2 separate regions of the Mus musculus genome follow, and region 2 is linked to region 1. Evidence: chromatin contacts called from ENCODE POLR2A ChIA-PET data. All regions are on one chromosome and are shown on one strand. Each heading gives the region's core, a stretch centred on a gene start or an enhancer-like site at or near the end of the contact. The rest is flanking DNA. Distances are from core to core; before and after follow the strand shown. Region 1 has its middle 17 kb from the start of B830017H08Rik. Region 2 holds the start of Dgcr2 (DiGeorge syndrome critical region gene 2).

Region 1 (5,354 bases), core at 1,428-3,927:
GATCCACCTGTATATGCACAACTCCTGGTTCTTCAAGGTTTCCACTTCTGGAAAGTTGAGAGAAATTTCTACTGAGAGCCTGGGGCTCCTGACAGTGACCTGGAAACCAGTGACCCTATGAGGACCTTTCTGGAACTCTTCCCAGCATCAGAATTGGGCTTGGGATAATTTCTTGGCTTCGTCAAGTGAGTTTCCAAATTTCTACTCCTGTGAACTGGGACCAGGAGGAAGTAAAACATGAGGAACTCTAAGAAGTAGATCATCTTTGCCCACTGTCTTTGCCCTCTGCTTGTTTATACAGCTTTAGGAGTTGAGGAAATAGGCCAGTTGGTAAAGCACTTACTGTATCAACAAGAAGGCCCGCGCTTCATGCTCAGTGCACACACACAAGGATGCTTGTAATAGGCATACTTGAGATTCCAGCACTGACGAGGTGGGGGACAGGCAGAGTCCTGGGATTTACCACTCAGCATAGCTTCATCACTGAGCCCTAGATCCTAGAGAAAGATGCTGACAAATGGTTCTTGAAGAAAGATCCCTTCGCTTCCTAATTCAGCTAGCCCTAGGAGTCCTTCTGTCTCTGCTTCCCCAGCCCTGGAATTAAAAGCATGTTACCAATCCTGGCTTCCTATGTAGGTGCTTGGGATCTGAACATAGGCATGTGTCACTAATCTTAACTTCTAGTCTTTTTTTTTTTTTTTTTTTTTTGCTGCGTGTGTTTGGCATATGTGTATGCGTGAGTGTGTGCACCCATGTGTTCATTTGCAGAGGCCAGAAGAGGACATCAAGTGTCTTGTTCCATCACTCTCTGACTTTTTCCTTCAAGACAGGAGCTAGGATGGCAGCCAACAAGGCTCAGAGATCCTCCTGTCCCTCCTTGATTCAGCATTGGGAGGGTATGTGTGCTCTGGGGACTAGAACTCAGGTTTTTATGTTGTCACCTCTGTGACATTTCTCCAGAGCTTTTAATTTGTGTGTGTATCTGTGTGTGCATGCTTGTGGGGAGACACCAGGTGCCTTCCTTTATGGCTTTCTACATTAGTTGTTTATTTTGAGATGGTCTCACTATAGAGCTCTGGCTGGCCCAGAACTCTCTCTCTCTGTAGACCAGTCTGGCATCAAACTCACAGAGATTCTCCTGCCTCTGCCTCCCAAGTGCTGATATGAAAGGCATGAGCTACCACATGTGGATCTACTTTATTTTTCAAGCCAGGTTTCTGTGGATGGAGAGATGGCTTGGTAGAAAGTGCACGGACTGCTCTTCCAGAGGACACGGGTTTATCCAGTCCTAGGGGATCTAATCTACTTTTCTGGCCTCTGTGGGTACCAGGCACCCAGGCAATGCACTAGCATACATGTAGGCAAAGCACCTAAATAACAATTAAAAATTCACTGGGAAATGTCAGGGTCTCACTAGTTCAGCTAGACTGGCTGGCTGGAGAGCTTCAAGAGCCTGCTGGTTCCTGTTCTGCTCAGAGGTGGGCGTACACCTGTCCACTACACCTGGCTTTCACACAGGTTATGGAGGTGCACACTCAGGCCTTCACACTTGCATGGCAAAAAGCAGTTTACCCACTTACACATCTGCACAGCCCTTATTTTCTTTTAAAAGAAAATGCCAGCTGGGAGGAGGTGATGCACACCTTTCATTCCAGCACTTGGTAGGCCAAGGCCAGTCTGATCTGTGGGAAGAGTTCCAGGACAACCGGGGCTACACGGAGAAACTCTATTTCATAAATAAATAAATAAATAAATAAGACAATTTTTAAAAAGAAAGGAAGGAAGGAAGAGAGAGGAGAGAGAGAGAGAGAGAGAGAGAGAGAGAGAGAGAGAGAGAGAGAGAGAAGGAAAAATGCCTGTGTCTAGCTGCAAAAACTCTCATGGCTCTGGCCCCACTAAGCATGTTGGTAGGATGACTTCTTCCCTAGCCATGACCATATCTAGTAGGAGGGAATGGCTTGTGAGAGACTACTTTAAGGTCAAGCCAGGCTTTTTCACCTGGAGGGACAGTCGTCTGGCTCTGAGAATCTAGAGCTGATGACTTGGGAGAGTGGGGAAGTAACCGGCGAGTGTCACCCTGATTGACAGATTTGTTCTCCAGGGGTCAGTTGTATCACACACAGCTTTGCTATGCTCAAAGCATTTATGGGGTCCATGCCACTCGCCTTGGTATTCCCTGCATCCAGCAGGCTGCCAGGCATGGAGCTCAGCAAGCCCCTATTGAACTCCTCACAGTGCAACCTCTGGCGCTCCAAGTGTGAGTTCCAGCAGAAATCCTTCCCGCCCTGGAAAGCCTTCTCTCCCGGGGTGAACCTTCCTGTGTGTGGTAAGACAGTGGTTCTGGGTGAAGGTCTTGCCGCACTTGTGGCATTTGTAGGGCTTCTCGCCAGTTTGGCTGCACCATGAGGTAGGAGTACAAGCTGAAGGCCTTAACGCACTCGAAGCACCGGAACGACTTCTCCCCGCTGTGGGTGCGCTGGTGCACCCCATGTCCCAGGGGCAGCAGAGCCGCACTCGCAGTACTTGAAGGGCATGTCGCCGTGTGCGCCCTCTGGTGGAGGGCGAGGCCCGCGCGCCTGTGGGAGGCCTTGGCGCAGTCCCAGCACTTGAGTGGCTTGTGGCCACGGTGGATCTCCTCGTGCACGGTGAGCGAAGAGTGGCAGGCGAAGGCCTTGCCACAGCCGCACCTGCAGGGCCTCTCACCCGTGTGGCCGTAGAGGTGGCGGGTGAGGTGCGTGCGCTGGTTGAAGGCCTTGGCGCACTCGGCGGCGCATGCGTAGGGTCTCACCCCGATGCGCGCTGGGCGGTGCGTGCTGAACAGCGAGCTGCCCCTGGAGGCCTTCTCGCGGGCACCGCGCTTGTAGGGCCGATCGCCCGCGTGCACCGCGGGTGCGCGTTGGGGCATGAGTAGCAGCGTGGCTGCGCTGGTGCTCCACGAGGTCGGCGCTCCAGAGGCCTTGCTGCACTCGTGGCATCTGAAGGCCATTGCGCAAGTGCAGCGAAAGGGCCGGGAGCTTTGCAGGAATACCTTCCCGCACTGGCTGACTTGCTCTCCGCAGCGTCAGTGCCCACCCACCTCATGCTGTCTGTGCTCTCGTGTAGATTGCCTGGGCTCTTCTGACGGTTGCTGTGCTCTTTGGTGGTTCTGAGGCAGTCCCTTTGTGGACTGGATGTCCTTGCTGCATCTGGCAGATGAGTGTTCAGTGAGAGTGCCTTGATCAAAGGAGAGGGGGCACCCTAGAGGGACAGCCTCCTCAGTCCCACTGTGGCTGCCAAGGCTCTCCTTTATGAGGTCGCTCCCACTAGCAATAGGAGCTGGCTTCCACAGCGCAGCCTCGCTCCCCAGTGCAGTGTCATTCTGCAGCTCCCAGGCCAGGATACTACCTGGGCTGCCTCCCATCTGACCTGCCTGAGAATCAAAGCCTGATATAGCCCTGTATTGTAAATGTCCTCCAATTATCTCAGGCTCCACCTTCCAATCTCTAAGAGATTGAAGCAGAGTTTTCTGTACGGAGCAGAAGCATGGCCCTGGAGCTCAGACTGGGTTGCTGGACTGGAGTTGCAAATAAACCAGAAAATTAAATAGAAAACCAAAAGCACCCGGAAGTCCAGAGGCACAAAAGCAGAGTGCCCAAGTGAACCGCCAAAGGAACTCTTCCAGCTGAAGACCCAGCCAGGCTTCTAATCAATCCCCGAGGGCTGAGATCAGGATCAGGTCTCGGGATCAGGAGCTGATTCAGTCCCAGATACATCCACCCACAGATTGCACTGGCATAAACTCAAGTCTAAAAATGTGAGCCAGCAGTTCTGTGGTGCCTCAGGGGAAAGAGGACTGCCTCCTCTCACTCTTTAGTACTCCGTCCCAACAGCTGGCGCTGCTTGAACACATCAGAAACGTAGCAGCAGACCTCTTGATGGGTTTGCCTCCTAGGATGTCCTCTGTGGAGCTATCCTGTGAGGTAGTGCGTGTGCACAAGGGCTGCCCCAACCTCACTTTCCTTGCTCACCTCTGACCTCGGCAGTGTGCTATATCTGACTACTCAGGAACAACTCCACTGTTGCCTCTGACCGGGGAGATTCTCACCTTACTCTGCAGGAGTTTAGTTTGAGATAGAACAGTGCTTCTCAAAAAGATACAAGAAGTAGGCCTGGCATGGTGGCTCACATCTTTAATCCCACTGCTCAGGATGCAGAGGCTGTTGAATCTCTGTGAGTTCGAGGCCAGCCTGTCTACATAGTGAGCATAGGACAGCCAGGGCTGTGTAGAGAGACCCCTGTTTCAAAAAACAAAAATAAAACAATCATACAAGAAGTTGCATTTTCTCTTGGAGGAGACCAGACAACCAAATTAGATGGGTTGCACCCACTTATCTGCACTTGGACTCCAAAAAGGGCCTTTTCCACTACTGGGGTGGCCTCTGTGCTGCTGAGAGACTTACTTTCTAAGTCTATTTTCTCCACAAGCTCTCAATATAGTATAGGGGTTCTCAGCTACAGAGGAAGGGGACAGTCAGAATTGACTCCTGAAGGGTAGAGAGCAGGCAGCTAGATGCAGGATGAGCAGGAGAGAGCCCATGTTAGGTGTGCAGGCAAGAGTGGAAGTGAGGATGTGAAGGGTAAATTCTAGGAGAGTGGCCCTTTGAGTGCAGGGGAGGAGGGACTGTGGCAGAGGGTCCTGGGGAGACACTCTCACCACACGATGAGTAGTATATATAAAAGGGAACATTAAAGATGACTCTGTGCACAATCCAGGAGGCCAGGTAAGGATAACTTGGCAAAAACAGCCTTCAAACTGGCATTGCAGTTATGAATATGAATATGAGACAGGGAACCTCAGACTCAAGAAGGTGGCAGGAAGGAGGATAGAGAAGGCAGAACCTGGCCATGCCCAAAACCTAGGTGGCCAGAGAAGATTTGCTACATCCATTCCAGTAGTGACTGGCGTGACAGGCCTAGAAACCTGGAAGTAGTCCCGAGGCAAAAAGTTCACAGAAACTTAGTCTCCTGGAGCCATGGCATCCCATAGCACATATGCTCCAATTTTGCCCTTGCGTTAGTCAGAGTATGGATCTGTCTGCTTTCTTTCAGTATTGTTTTATTATAGGTGTCTCCAAGCAATGACTTGCCAAATACCTAAGCAAAATTGAACTTTACTTCCTGGCCTTCACCAATACCCTAGGTAGTCCTTGAGCCAACTCTGGGCTTGGAATTCAGTAAGAATGTTGCCTATTCACTGACATTCAGAATTGCCTTTGGTATTGTAAGAGAGATAGTGAAAGAATTCAGGCATTACTATCTACTACATAGAGTTAGAAATCTCAGGGCAAGTTTAGCAACGTAAGTTTAGAATTTTT
Region 2 (5,224 bases), core at 1,875-4,374, 76 kb after region 1:
ACAGCAGATGCTGGCGAGGATGTGGAGAAAGAGGAACACTCCTCAATTGTTGGTGGGATTGCAAGCTTGTACAACCACTCTGGAAATCAGTCTGGCGATTCCTCAGAAAATTGGACATAGTACTATCGGAAGATCCAGCAATATCTCTCCTGGGCATATACCCAGAAAAAGTTCCAACTGGTAATAAGGACACATGCTCCACTATGTTCATAGCAGCCTTATTTATAATAGCCAGAAGCTGGAAAGAACCCAGATGTCCCTCAACAGAGGAATGAATACAGAAAACGTGGTACATTTACACAATGGAGTATTATTCTGCTATTAAAAAAAATGAATTTATGAAATTCTTGGACAAATAGATGTATCTGGAGGATATCCTGTGAGGTAACACAATCACAAAAGAATTCATTAGATATGCACTCACTAATAAGTGGATATTAGTCCAGAAACATAGAACACCCAAGATACAATTTAAAAAACACATGAAAGCTAAGAAGAGGGAAGACCAATGGGTGGATACTTCATTCCTCCTTAGAATAGGGAACAAAATACCCATGAAAGGAGTTACAGAGAGAAAGTTTGGAGCTAAGACGAAAGGATGGACTATCCAGAGACTACCCCACCTGGGGATCCATCCCATAATCAGCCACCAAACCCAGACATTATTGCATATGCCAGACAGATTTTGCTGAAGGGACCCTGGTATAGCTGTCTCGTGTGAGGCTATGCCAGTGCCTGGCAAATACAGAAGTGGATGCTCACAGTCATCTATAAGATGGAACACAGGGCCCCCAATGGAGAAGCTAGAGAAAGCACCCAAAGAGCTGAAGGGGTCTGCAACCCTATAGGTGGAACAAAAATATGAACTAACTAGTACCCCCAGAGCTCATGTCTCTAGCTGCATATGTAGCAGAAGATGGCCTAGTCAGCCATCACTGGGAAGAGAGGCCCCTTGGTACTGCAAACTTTATATGCCCCAGTACAGGGGAATGGCAGGGCCAAGAAGAGGGAGTGGGTGGGTAGGGGAGCAGGGCGGAGGGGGGAGGGTATAAGGAACTTTCAGGATAGCATTTGAAATGTATACAACGAAAATATCTAATAAAAAAAAAATCTAACCCAGCAATCCCTGTCTTTGCTGCCCACATCATCAAGGGACATTAGGGTGCTTAGGGTTCTGCAGGACAACTTAAGACAGAACTGTGGGACTGATGCCAAGCTCCAGCCTAGAAAGCCATGGATTCAAGGTCCCATTACTCCCTCCACTGGAGCCTCTTCCACTGTAGGTCCCATTTAGATCGTATGAGGGCTCCCCTGCTGCGCATGTGCACATGGATGGCCTCTGCCATCTTTCTGGGGATGCCCAATACACAGCAATATACTGAAGAATTCATACTTGCTCTCTTCTTCTATACTGAGCACTTCTAAAGAGAGGGTTGTGTGTTCTGCATTCGAATACCTCTATCGTTGGGCAGGCAGCAAGAACTCACATGTCCTTTCTGAAATGCTCTCAGCCAGCTGGCAGGATATAGGAACAGACTGGCAAGGGGCATTGGACCTCACCTGCAAAACTGGACCCAACAATCAGAATGGGTTCACTGTATGCAGAAGTATACAAACATGTTTACCAATATGTAAAAGGTAAGAACCCACAAACCCTTTAGCCTGACAAGAGAATCATATCCACAAGGGTTCCTAGCGGGCTACTTTACAACCAGTCAGTTCACTATGCAGAGCAGCTGGCTTTTCCCTTCCTGGAGCCCAGGGAAACGCTCTGTTCAGTTGAGTGTTGTCTTGGGCTTGGTCACTGAGGCTCTGGCAGACATTTCCACATGGGACAAAAGCACAAAGCCAAGCATTGAAATATGTTGCAGGATGGGAGCTGAGATAGGACACTGCTGAGGGTGCACCCACCTGTTCTGACACCCAGTCATGATGTCACCCATAGAAGACTTGCCTGGGGCATTCCTTCATGGGAACCTTCCTCTGCTAAAAGCATTAAGAGCTCTACTTACCACCGCCCTAGTACAGAGGAGTCTCTGAAAGTTCACAGACAAGACATCCCTGCTGGGATCCCTAAAGGGACAGTGAGGCTGTACTGGTATTCCTGTGCCTGATGGATAAATTGACCTGGCTTTGTTGCGGAAGTAGGGTGCAGTGAAGGTTTTTTTTTGCAGGGGGGGGGGCACAGTTCAGAAGTATCTGAAATAAGCAGAAAAGGGACCTGAGGTTCCCCACCACACAAAACTCCAAGGGAGTATCAAAAGTAGTTAATCACACCACACAAAGCACTAAGTGCCAGGCACCGCTGAAAGGACTCTCCCCTGCACCTGGTACTCAGTTTACTCCCAGTACCTCCTTTGGGCAGGGCTGGACTTCTGTGATAAAGCGTTTCACTAAGTGGCAATGAGCAACCAGACATCGCTGTCCAGGGCTGAAACGCTGGCACTAGGCCACAATTGGGCGGACACTTGGGGCACCAGGTGCCTCCACAAGCTGCTTCCAAGACTTCCACTCAGCCAAGCAGAAGGGTGCGCCCGAGACGCAGCTCCTGGCCAGTGGGTCCCAGAGCACGCGGCGCTCGGTGGACCTGGGTCTAAAGGCAACATCCTCGAGGCTCCGAACCCTGGTACACTCCAATTTGTGCCAGGGCAGGGGACGCCCAGAGGCCCGCGGCCAGGCCTCGCCTGTGCCGGGCCGAGGAGCAGTAGCCCCCAGCAGCCGCGGGGGAACGGACGTCCGCAGCCCCACCCCCGACCGCGCCCCCACCCTCAGCACCGCGCACCTGGCCGCAGCGGCTCGGTGACAGTGAGAACCAGCAGGAAGAGCAGCAGGAAGGCACCGCTGTCTGCCTTGGGCACCATTTATCCTCCGTTCATCGTCCCCGGGGCAGCCGCGTGACCCCGCGGGGAGGCCGGACCTGGCCGAGAGGAGTGGGTGAAGGCCGGACTCCGACCTGGGGCTGAGGGGCGGCAGGCGAGGGATCCAGCTGGGCCGCGGCAAGAGAACGCCACCGACTCGCGCGCACTCTAGGCCGCAGGAGCGGGATGAGATTCCGGCTCGCGCAAGATGGCGGCCGTCCTGCTCCGGCCCGCGCCACCCCGCCTCCGGCCCGCACTAACCAATGAACGCCGAGCTGGGCGGGGGGTGGGGTGGCGGAGGGAGGTAGGACCCGAGCTCCAGACGCGGGGCGGGGCATGAGCACGAGAGGCCTAGGGAATGAGCGAGTGGGCGGGGCCAAGGGCGGGGCTAGCAGGAAATGAGGCGTGCCATTGGCTGAACCGAGAGGTGGGACGCAGCCTTGGCAGCGAGGTACCAAAAGGGGTCCCTAGTGCTGGTAGGGTCACAAGGACTGACAGTGCTGGCGCCAGGGTCTGGGGTGGGTAGGAGTGGGGAATCCGGGATTAGTGAATTGAGGAGGTATAGCTGGACCTGAACGATCTTTACTCCTGGAGGCCCAGGTCTGTCCCAGTGCCAACATATTCCCTAAAGTGGTCTTCTAAACGCCGAACGGCTGTGAAGAAAGTGAAGAGCTCTAGTGAAAATAAAGGACCAGCAGTCTCTGTGGATCAGGGAATGGCACAAAGAATATCAACAGAGGAGGAAATGGCTTAATGGATGTCAGAATCTAACAGAGAAGCCCAGAGTCTCTGGACCAGATCTGGGGAAGGAGCTGCCTATACAATGGAGAAAAAAAGCCCAGGCAGAGACAGGGCTAAAGCCTGGGAACAAGGCTCCACATGCTAAACTCACACCTGCCTTCATGAACAGCATGAACGTGGAAGGAGAGACAGCAAATGAAAAACCAATCTGTTCAGGGGAAGGAAGTGAAAAGTGGGGAAGGCCAGTCACCTCCAGCATATCTGACTCACTCTTATTGCCCCTCCACCAAAGTCCCAGGATTTCAACCTACGATAGATACATGGAGCCATGAGTGAAAGATGCTAACTTGTTATAGGTAGGTAAAGTCAAGGTCAAGTCGTCAGACATTCCAACTTTACCAGGTCTTGGCCCAAGATGTTGGACATAGGACTTGTCACAACAGATGGGGGGTTCCTTGCTGGCAGAAGCAAGGGTACCTGTCCAGTGCTGCTCTGGGCACTCAGATAGTTTTATGGCACATTCCCAGCACTGAGTACAAGATCCAGGCCTAGCCTTCTGCCCCCATACCCACCCCCACTGCAAATCTGCCCTGGGAGCTCAGCCAGAGCTCTGAGTTGGGCAGGTCCTTTGGAGGGAACTCAGCCAAGTGCAGTCTTCCTGCCAACTGTCCACCTGCAGAGCCGCCGTTAAGAGTCCAGGAAAGGTTTGGAAGAGAAAAGAGCAGGACAGGAAGTGAGAAGTCTGGCTGAGCGGTACAATGAAAGCACAGAGTTAACTCCTTAACCCACCACCACCACTACCACCACTGGGCCAGGAGATAAAGAACCTGAAGTCGGCCCAGGTCTGTCTCAGGGCCCAAAACACATTCAAAAGTGCTCTTTTAAAAGGTGAAGCCCCAGGCTGGTGAGATGGCTCAGCAGGTAAGAATACTAACTATTCTTCCAAAGGTCCTGAGTTCAAATCCCAGCAACCACATGGTGGCTCAAAACTACCTGCAATGAGTACATCTGAAGTCAGCTACAGTGTACTTATAATAATAAATAAATCTTTGGGCCGGAGTGAGCAGCAAGCAGAGGTCCTAAAATTTCAACTCCCAACAACCACATGAAGGCTCACAACCATCTGTACAGCTGCAGTGTACTCATATGCATAAAATAAATAGATAAATCTTTTAAAAAAAAAAGGTGAAGCCCCTTACCTCAGGCTGGAGCCAAGCACAAACGAGTTTGTTCACCTTCAGTATGCTCCAGTACACTGACAGACCTTCCAGGTTCTAAGTCCAAGCACCCCAGGCAATAGCCTCATTTCCCCCTGGGCATTACTCCTTTGTGACTTCACCCACTGAAGTCACCTTCTCAGTGACTTTAAGGGTTACCTGTGTAGACAGAATCAAGAGCTGAAGGGTAGGGTCTCATGAACGCTGGCTTCCTTACCACTGGCCTGTAGAGTCACTGCAGACTGGCGTTTTTTCCTCTAACAAAGGTTACTGTCAGGGTGGCCCTTTCTGTTCCCTACTCTACCATGTGAGTCAGGAGTCTGCTACTACCTTAGGGAACTGCATCACCTACAGAGTTCCCTATATTTTGCTCCAACCTTTCTAAAGCACCCCTTTATCAAGACTTCC

The links. ChIA-PET counts read pairs that join two places held with the same protein, here RNA polymerase II (POLR2A).
Region 2: POLR2A ChIA-PET joins it to region 1 with 12 read pairs in embryonic stem cell. The contact joins the promoter of Dgcr2 here to the enhancer-like site in region 1. POLR2A ChIA-PET finds 5 or more read pairs at or near these places in 3 of 5 experiments (Patski and embryonic stem cell).

What each region holds. Positions count from the first base shown.
Region 1 is chr16:17,812,949-17,818,302 of GRCm38, forward strand. It overlaps the pseudogene Zfp520-ps. Among named protein-coding and RNA genes, the nearest start is that of B830017H08Rik, 17 kb to the right of the region's middle. Within about 2 kb of position 2,678, at least 2 of the 3 ENCODE cell types and tissues checked have a DNase peak (open chromatin) inside an H3K27ac peak, as active enhancers do.
Region 2 is chr16:17,888,604-17,893,827 of GRCm38, forward strand. Dgcr2 (DiGeorge syndrome critical region gene 2) reads right to left here and starts at 3,125. Exons shown (of 10, transcript NM_010048.3): 1 at 2,783-3,125. The coding sequence starts at 2,861.